Linked DNA regions of Homo sapiens: region 1 is linked to region 2. The links are chromatin loops, found by intact Hi-C in ENCODE. Cell type or tissue: B cell. All regions are shown on one strand. Links, peaks and the distances in the headings refer to the core of each region. The heading gives the core; the rest is flanking DNA. Region 1 has its middle 51 kb from the start of ZFP36L1. Region 2 overlaps RAD51B (RAD51 paralog B).

Region 1 (4,398 bases), core at 72-4,071, 330 kb after region 2:
CTATAGCATATTCCTGATCCAACAATTCAGTCACTGCCTTTCTAATATGCGTCTTTTTTTTTTTTTTTTCTGAGTTTCGCTCTTGTTGCCCAGGCTGGAGTGCAATGGCGCGATCTTGGCTCACAGCAACCTCTGCCTCCCATGTTCAAGTGATTCTCCTGCCTCAGCCTCCCAAGTAGCTGGGATTACAGGCATGCACCACCATGCCCAGCTAATTTTGTATTTTTAGTAGAGAAGAGGTTTCTCTATGCTGGTCAGGCTGGTCTCGAACTCCTGACCTCAGGTGATTCGCCCACCTCAGCCTCCCAAAGTGGGATTACAGGCGTGAGCCACCACGCCTGGCCTCAAATGTGCATCTTTAATCGTCTCGACAGAAATATTTCCAGTGATCAATGTGGATCTCACCAAACTGGGAAAGAAGTAGGAAGTATACACATCGAGAGGAAAACAGGAGAAAGCAAGTGGAGGTAGACGTTAGAATTATTCCTGAGTTCCTCTAGAGATGGTAGAAGGGAGGTGGGATTCCAGGGCTAAGTGGTTCCAGGTGGTCCCAGCCTACCAGCTTTCAGCTTTTCATTAGTGTCCCCTTCAAGGCAAGCCCCATCTCTTTCAGAGAGCAAACATTTACATTGATCTAGGGTCGCTGGAGGCCATTTTACCTTGGAAGTATCTGGGAGTTGGGAGCTGATTAAGGGCAATACAGAACAAATAGCTCAGAGATGGTCTGGGAAAGAATGAAGAAAGTAAAATTGATATTTGGGGTGAGGGGTGCAGCTTTTCCTGTGGAAGCAGTGTGCAGTAATCCAGGGCACTATCACTGCTGTGAGTCATCAACTTCTGGGTCTCTGGCTCAGACAATCTTAGAAAGCCAGAGCTGGGGGGTAGGGGTGCCTGTTCCAAGGTCATCTAGTCCAACCCTCGCATTCGAGAGATGTGGAAACTGTTGCAGAGTCCATTTGTGCCCACTGAATATCCATGTGCTTCCCTGAATTTCCCAGCCTTCCTTGCAGTTAGGTGATTAATTCTAGCCAATGATACATGTCACTTCCGGGCCCAAACACTGAAGACAGTATGTGCCTCCCCCATCCCTCTTATCCCCTGCCACTGTGACCAGACAGTCCATGTACCCTAGATGGCATACCTACAAGATGGAAGAGGATCTGTCCATCCTCATCAAAGCAGGAAATACAAAGCTTCACTGTGTGAAGACACTGAAAACTGGGGTCTTATTTGTCACTGCAGCATGGCCTGGCTTAGCCTGACTACTATGGAAATTGAGGCCTAGAGAGGGGAAGTATGGATATGAGTAGCCCTGATAATGTATGTCAGATCCCCGCTCATTCAGGAAAGCAGATCAAAGCAAGTAACATGGTAGGAATTTCTGCTATAGGGTGATGATCATGCAGCATTGACCCTCTTGCTGTCATGCTTTATAATTAACAAAATCTATTCATGACCAGAGTCATATAGTGAGGGAATAAGGGAGTCAAAAAGTAAAATCCAGGACTTCCCCCACACACTGCCTGATTGCCTATGCTTTTAGAATACTGATATCTTTTTAAAAGGTTATAACTCTCTTTTATCCTCCCCTTTCCAAAAAAAAAAAAAAAAAACTGATTGGCATAGGCTTATTTTTTCCCACAGGTTTATTTTCATAGAATATTTATTTCAATATTTAAATTTTGTCTAGAGAAGGTTCCAATAGCCTGGAGATCATTGGAGGTACCCGAGGAGTCATGGGTACCGGGGCTGGGAAACTCCGCCCTTGGGGGGATCCCTGGCTGAGAGAATCCCCTTGGTCGGTCCCCACAGAGGTACAGCACCCACTGTCCCACTCAGACCAGCAAATGAAGAAGTTGGATTAGACCACATCAAAGCAAGATTTCTTCAAAAAAATCCAAATCAGATCCAGGTTCCTCTTCTTGAGACCACAGAGAGTGGGTGAAGGGTGCCTTCTGTGACTGCTTCCTCTTTCAACAAAAAGGGGAATGGCTGTAGGCCTGAGGGTGGCTGTTTATGTCTGGGAGAAGGTGACAAGTTAAAGACCAGGGTTGGGGACTCATGCTCTCTGGGGCTCTGTGATGTCCAAATTGCAGCCTCTACCACAGGGAGCCCCAGCTCTGCTGAGAGGCCCAAGCCCTCTGTAGCCCCAACCCTGGCTGCCCAGCCAGGCCCACCTGATCTGGGATGTCGCCTCTCACCTTCGCCTGCCCTCCCCTCCCTGTCAACACCCAGATGGGGAACCCACCCCTCAGGTCCCATTTCCCCTCTAGCTCCTTCCTCCTGGGAACTCCATGGTCTGACTTCCATCTTTACCTTGATTCTAAAACTATTCCAACCAAGGATGTCACTGAGATGCTATTGCCAAACAGAAAGACCTTAAGTTCAACCAGGCCCCATCACTTGCAAGTTTGTAGCCTTCGTTCGGCAAGTTATTTTCCTTCTCTGGTCTCAGTTTCCTCACCTGTAAAATGAGAATGATAATAATAGGACCTGCCTCATAGGGTTATTGTAAGGACTAAATGAGGTAATGGGAGTAAAGCACTTGTCAAAATGCCTCCTTCACATAGTCTATCATGCGATGAGTATAAGTTAACAATCCTTCATCCAAAAGCCCAGTATTTTTTCTTCTTTTAGGAGGTAATATGGTGCATAGGCTGTCTTTAGTATATGTCCCCCAGTGGGTGCCAAGTCAGGGCCTCACAATCAGACACATTCATGATGCTGCAGTGACCATGTCAACTTTTACTTGGAGGGACTTCAGACTGCAAATAGCCTCTCCAGTTCAGATCAGATTTTGCTGCTAAATGAGATTTGGCACCAAATTGACAAAATGAAGAAACAAACAACAACAACAGCAAAAACAAACAAACAAACAACCCTTTTCGTCCCTGGGATCTTTGGGTTTCAGGCTTGCAGATAGGGAATTATGAGTTTGTGTTAGTATTATTCCTATTTACACAACTAGATTTTCCTGTCACCTAGAACACAGAATGGACTCAATGACTCCTTCCTAGGAAGTCCTGACTCCAGAGGTCTTCCAGACTCTCCTCCACCCTAACTCTCTCCCTTTGGCTCCTACAGCCCTGGAGCCAAGGTAATGCAACCGAAGATAGTTTTATACCAATATCTGCTGCAGAGCCCCATGTACCTTAGTTAATCCTATGAGGGCAAGAATAGCATTTTCTACTTCTCTGATCTTCTTAGTGACAAGTAAAGAGCTGAGTACACAGTCAGTGCTTAATACATGCATCCTACATGAATACTGCTGACCTCTCTATGCCTCTGTTCTAATCTTGGCTCACTTGGTGCTGGAAGAGGTAGCGCAGTGTACAGAAACCATGTAGCTTCTGGGTTCGGCCAAGCCTGAATTTTAGCCTACTCAGGCACCTCACTGCTTGTATGTTTCTGTCTGTCTAGAAGGCTCCACTTCACATCCATAAAATGAACATAGTAACCCACTGTGCAGGGTTTTCCCCAAAAGAAGCCGTCTGTGTAATACACCTTGCACAGGGCCTGGTGCTCACTGGGAAAATGATAGAACTTGAGTCACAGGGTCGTTGTGAGGATTACACGAATGAAAGTTTATGTGGGTCTTAAACGCATGTTCTGCACGGTCAATTTTTTTTTTTTTTTGCTATATTTGAGAGTTATAATTTTGCCCCTTTTTTGTGATAAATATATATAACATAAAATGTGGCCAGGTGTGGTGGCTCACACCTGTAATCCCAGCACTTTGGGAGGCCGAGGCGGGCAGATCATGGGGTCATGAGTTCGAGACCAGCCTGGCCAACGTGGTGAAACTCCATCTCTACTAAAAATACAAAAATCAGCCGGGCGTCGTGGTGGGCACCTGTAATCCCAGCTACTTGGGAGGCTGAGGCAGGAGAATCGCTTGAACCCAGAAGGTGGAGGTTACAGTGAGCCGAGACTGCGCCACCGCACTCCAGCCTGGGCGACAGAGCGAGACTTCACCCCCCGCCCTCCAAGAAAAGTATCATTTACCCATTTTAAGTGCAAGTTCAAAGGCATTAAGGACATTCACACTGTGTGCAACCATCACCACTTTCTATTTTCAGAACTTTTCCATCTTCCCCAACTGAAGTTCCACATCCATTAACCAACAATTCCCTGTTCCTTCCTACCTCCTTCCCCCAGTTACGTCTAATCTACTTTCCGTGTCTATGAATTTTTCTGCTCTAGGTACCTCGTATAAGTGGAATCATACAATATTTGTTCTTTTGTGACTGGCTTATTTCACTTTAACATAATGTTTTCTAGGTTCATCCATGTTGTAGTATGTATCAATGTTCTTCCTTTTTAAGGCTGAAACATTTAATTTGCTTATCCATTCATCCACAGGTGGAAACTGGAGTTTCTTCCACCTTTTGCCTATTG
Region 2 (4,398 bases), core at 168-4,167:
ATAGGCAATTGGAACACAGTAGTAAGTATTTGTGTATCTAAACACATCTAAACAGAAAAGGTACAATAAAAATGGTAAAAGGATTAAAAATGGTACACCTGTGTAGGGCACTTACTATGACTGCAGCTTATAGGACTGGAGTTGCTCTGGGTCCGTTGGTGAGTGCACCTACTGATGAATGAACATGAAGGCCTAGGACACTGCTGTACACTACTGTAGACTTCATAAACCCCGTATCCTTAGGCTATATTCATTGATAGAGACATTTTTCTTTCTTCAATAATAAATTAACCTTTGATTACTATCACTTTTTTACTTCATAAATGTTTTAATTTTTTAACTTTTTGATCTTGTAATAACATAACTGAAAATACAAACATTGCATAGCTGTTCAAAAACATTTTCTTTATATCCTTATTCTATAATCTTATTTCTGTTTTTTAGATTTTTTTACCTTTTTAAACTTTTTTGTTAAAAATTAAGACACAGACACACACATTAGCCTAGGACTACACAGGATCAATATCATCAATATCACTGTCTTCCACCCGCCCATCTTGTCTCACTGGAAAGTCTTCAGGGGCAATAACACGCATGAAGCTGTCATCTCCTATGATAACAATGCCTTCTTCTGCAATACCTCCTGAAGGATCTTCCTGAGGCTGTTTTACAGTTAACTTCTTAAAATAAGTAGAATATACTCTAAAATCATGATTAAAAAAAGTATAGTAAGTACATAGTACATAAAAGTATAGTAAATACATTAAAAGTATAGTAAATACATAAACTACATAAAAGTATATATAGTAAATACATCAATATAGATATGATAAAAAGTATAGTAAATACATAAAAGTGTAGTAACTACATAACTGGTTTTTGTATTTACTAAACTGGTTATTATAAGTAGAATAGACTCTAAAATATTGATAAAAAGTATAGTAAATACATATAATAAGATCAAGTATTATGTACTATGCATAACTGTATGTGCTATACTTTTATACAGCTGAGATTATAGTAGGTTTATTTACCCTGCATCACCACAAGCATGTGAGTATGCATTGTGCTATGATGTTACCATTGCTGTGACATCACTAGGTGATAGGAATTTATTAGCTGCATGATAATGTTATGGGGCCACTGTCATATTTGCAGTCTGTCATTTGCTGAAACATCATTGTGCAGAGCACGACTCTGTATTAAAGGTGATAAGAAAAGCACACAAATAATATACCACAGGTAGAAAATGATTGTAATATGAGACAGTAAAATAAAGTATTATAGAAGTTTACAGGAGGAAGACATTATTTCTGTGAAGATTAGAGAAATTGGCACATAGGAAGTAGCATTGAAGGCAGAGTAGATTTGGGACATGTGAACATAGGGGAGTTCCAGATGAGGGAGGGACATGGGAAATAAGTGATTAAGTAGGAACACAGTTGTGGGAAATGGAGCAGGGGGAAGAAGTCTGGAAGGGCAGGTGGGCGCAGGGTAGAAAGTCCTTGAATGCCAGTGTTAGGAATTTAGAATTCTCTGAAGACACTTGGGAGCCACTGAAAGGTTTTGAGCCTGCTGGTTGTAAATGGGAGGGTGGTGTGCTTAGGTGTGTGCTTGGAGGAGGTTAATCAGGTAGTAAAACAGAGGGTGGCTTTAGTAGGGAGAAAGCCACAGCAGCACAGACAACAGGCAACTAAAGCAGTCACACCAGGTGAAAGCTAATGTGGGTCTAAGGTTGATTTAGGAGGAATGGAGAGTCAGGAATGGATCTAAGGGTGAGGTAGGAGAAATGAATGGATGGATATAGGTAGGATTTTACAGTTAAATCAGTAAGACCTCTCAATTTATTGCAAGTGAGAAGCATGAGAGAAGGAAACATTTTGAAAATGGAGCTGAGGTTTTAAACCAGATTAACTGGAGGGTCAAAGGAAGGAACAGAGATGGAGTAGATTTATATGGGAAAATATGAGCTTGCTTTGATGATACTGAATTTGCAGTGCTAAAATTTATGATGTAGACTTGCAGTTCTTGTGGTTAAAAGTGGAAGACAAGTGTTGAGACAAGCCAAAGGTTGCGACAAAGGCGTAGAAACCATCCACCTTGTCAAATGGGCTCTCATCCTTTTCAAAGTGGAGCCATGCCATGTAGAGCAGACACTGCAAGCTTGATGGGAATGAGGCATATCTGGCTCAAAAGCATGTTTATTTGTGTGTTTTTAAAAGTGTAAATATTGAACCAACATTTTAAAATCAGGAAATTATACTTAAAAAGCATTGATTTCTGGCTTCCGTTTTAAAAATCAAAATTGCGCTTTAAAGTTAGCGCAATTAAAAAATCATATCACTATGATTTTTAAAAATCAAAAGATGTGATTATAAAAGTTTTTTACAATTTTAAAATAAATAAATAAGATGTGACTAACTATGAACTCACATTGCCACATGACAACAGCTAGAGCTGAACAGAGACTGCCCCCTTGAGATCCTGGATGAATTCTCGAACTCACCACAGTACTCACCACTTCCCCTCATCTCCTAAGGCTTTAATTGAAAGTCAGTTACTAAATCTATAGAGAAAAAAAAAATAGGTTAATGGTTGCCAAGAGCTGGAGGTGGGCAGGGAATGAGGTGTTGGGGACTGATGGCCAGTGGGTGTGGGATTTCTTTTTAGGGGTTTGAAATGTTCTAAAGTTAATTGTGGTAATGGCTGAACATCTCTGTGAATATAGAAAAAGCTGCTGAACTGTACACTTGAAATTGGAGGAGGTATGATAGCAAATTATCTCAATAGAGCTGTTTTTCTAAAATGCAAATATAGTTGCTATTGCCCTTGCAGTGTTGATTTTCTTATAGTAGAAAATATTTTTCTATAAGTCTATTTCTATCAAAAAGGGGAAAATGAAAAGTTAGACTGAGAGGGTTGTGAATTTCAAGAGAAATGGTAAAGACTATATCTCTTAGTGGGGGTGAAGAAGTTCTACATGTTAATATGCAAGCACTTGGCCTCTTTACTAATGTACATTATTTTCCTGGATACTGAAAGCATCTGGTATTAGACAAGAAAAAATGTGGTCATGCCCCACTCCCTAAGGTCCACCCACAACTAAGAAGAAAGAGAAAACAAAGGCAGAAAAAGGAAAGGAGTAATCAACATGGTAAAAGGAGAAGCAGAAGAGGCCAGTAGATTGGATGCCAAGGAAGGGGGAAGCTTTATCAACTGCTGACAAGAGGTCAAGGAGGATGAGGCCAGGGAAGTCAGGAGGTCATGGGAGACCATCCAGTGAGGAGGCTGAGAGAGGTGAAGCCAGAGAGAGATGCAGAGGCAGCTGACAAAGTGCTCAGAGTGCATTGTTTAGGAGATAGTATTTAATCTCAGGCATGAAGGACTACTGAAGGCATTTTAAGTAGGGGAATGATGTGATCAGATCGGAACAATCTAGATTATTTGTTTTCACATTAATTTGTGCATATTTTGAATTGTGTGCATAATGAACTGAGGTTACCCCAAATTTTATTCTTTCTTACACTAAATTCTCTTTCAATCTGATATCCCCAGGCTTGTTGAGACCTTGGTTATTGATTTCCATCTCATTCATTCCTGTTCCTGCTTGAACCAGGAAATAGATATATATGGTTGGTGTTATCTGACCCAGGGGTTCTCAACTTCAGCACTGCTGTATTTTGGGCTGGATAATTCTTTGTTGTAGGATGCTGTCCTATGCATTATAAAATGGTTAGCAGCATCACCAGCCTCTACCCTCTAGATGCCAGTAACACTGCGAGTTAGACATTGCCAATAAAATCACCCTCCAGCCAAGAACCACTGAACTACATTTGTCTGTTGCAGCATTTGGGCCCAGGTGCTTAAGGCCATGTGCAGTTAGTAGACCACCCTGAAAGGTGTCTGCCCTGGAAAAAAAAAGACCAATTCCTACTCCACACTGAGGCGTACAAATCAGATGATGTAGTAAGGGGACAACGGATGACACATTCAAGGCCTCATTTTGTTTTAGCTAATTCAGTGGACTTCAACCTCTATGTAGTCTCCTCATAGAAAAAAGATCGCATCTGGAGGCAACAAGGCACACTAAATGTCCAACTGTGCCCTCCTAAGGTTAGGATTCCTGTCATGGCCTAGGGCCAAAGTTGGTTCAGAGGAGGCCTTGGGCACAGGGCACAGGGGTTCAGAGGAGGCCTCGGGCACAGGGCACAGGGGTTCAGAGGAGGCCTTGGGATGTGCTGGACATGATAGTGGGAGCTGGCTTCTATGCAGCAGGACTTGTTGGCTTGCCTTCAAGGGGGAAGGAGCAGGTAGGGAACAGAAAGGGTTTTCTCATGGTGATATCAAGAAGGGTCAGTAAAGCTTTGGAGATGTAAGATGCAATTTGGAGGAGGCTAG

The links. Hi-C counts contacts between places; a loop is a spot of excess contacts. Peaks named below come from ENCODE experiments on the same cell type or tissue, not always from the same donor. Only the 100,000 strongest peaks of a DNase experiment are listed, where the experiment ranks them.
Region 1: it touches region 2 in a loop (3-fold over the local background); 1 of 110 quality-filtered maps calls a loop at or near these places.

Annotation. Positions count from the first base shown.
Region 1 is chr14:68,740,124-68,744,521 of GRCh38, forward strand. No RefSeq gene overlaps it. Among named protein-coding and RNA genes, the nearest start is that of ZFP36L1, 51 kb to the right of the region's middle. RefSeq lists an enhancer at 1,660-1,709. In B cell, for the core only: no CTCF peak of the experiment used is centred there; DNase peaks (open chromatin) are centred at 1,408, 1,888 and 3,335; H3K27ac peaks cover 1,344 bases.
Region 2 is chr14:68,406,395-68,410,792 of GRCh38, forward strand. All of the region lies in intron 8 of RAD51B (RAD51 paralog B), which reads left to right. Among named protein-coding and RNA genes, the nearest start is that of RAD51B-AS1, 280 kb to the right of the region's middle. In B cell, for the core only: CTCF peaks have their summits at 2,494 (motif pointing left) and 2,695; a DNase peak (open chromatin) is centred at 2,497; H3K27ac peaks cover 2,990 bases.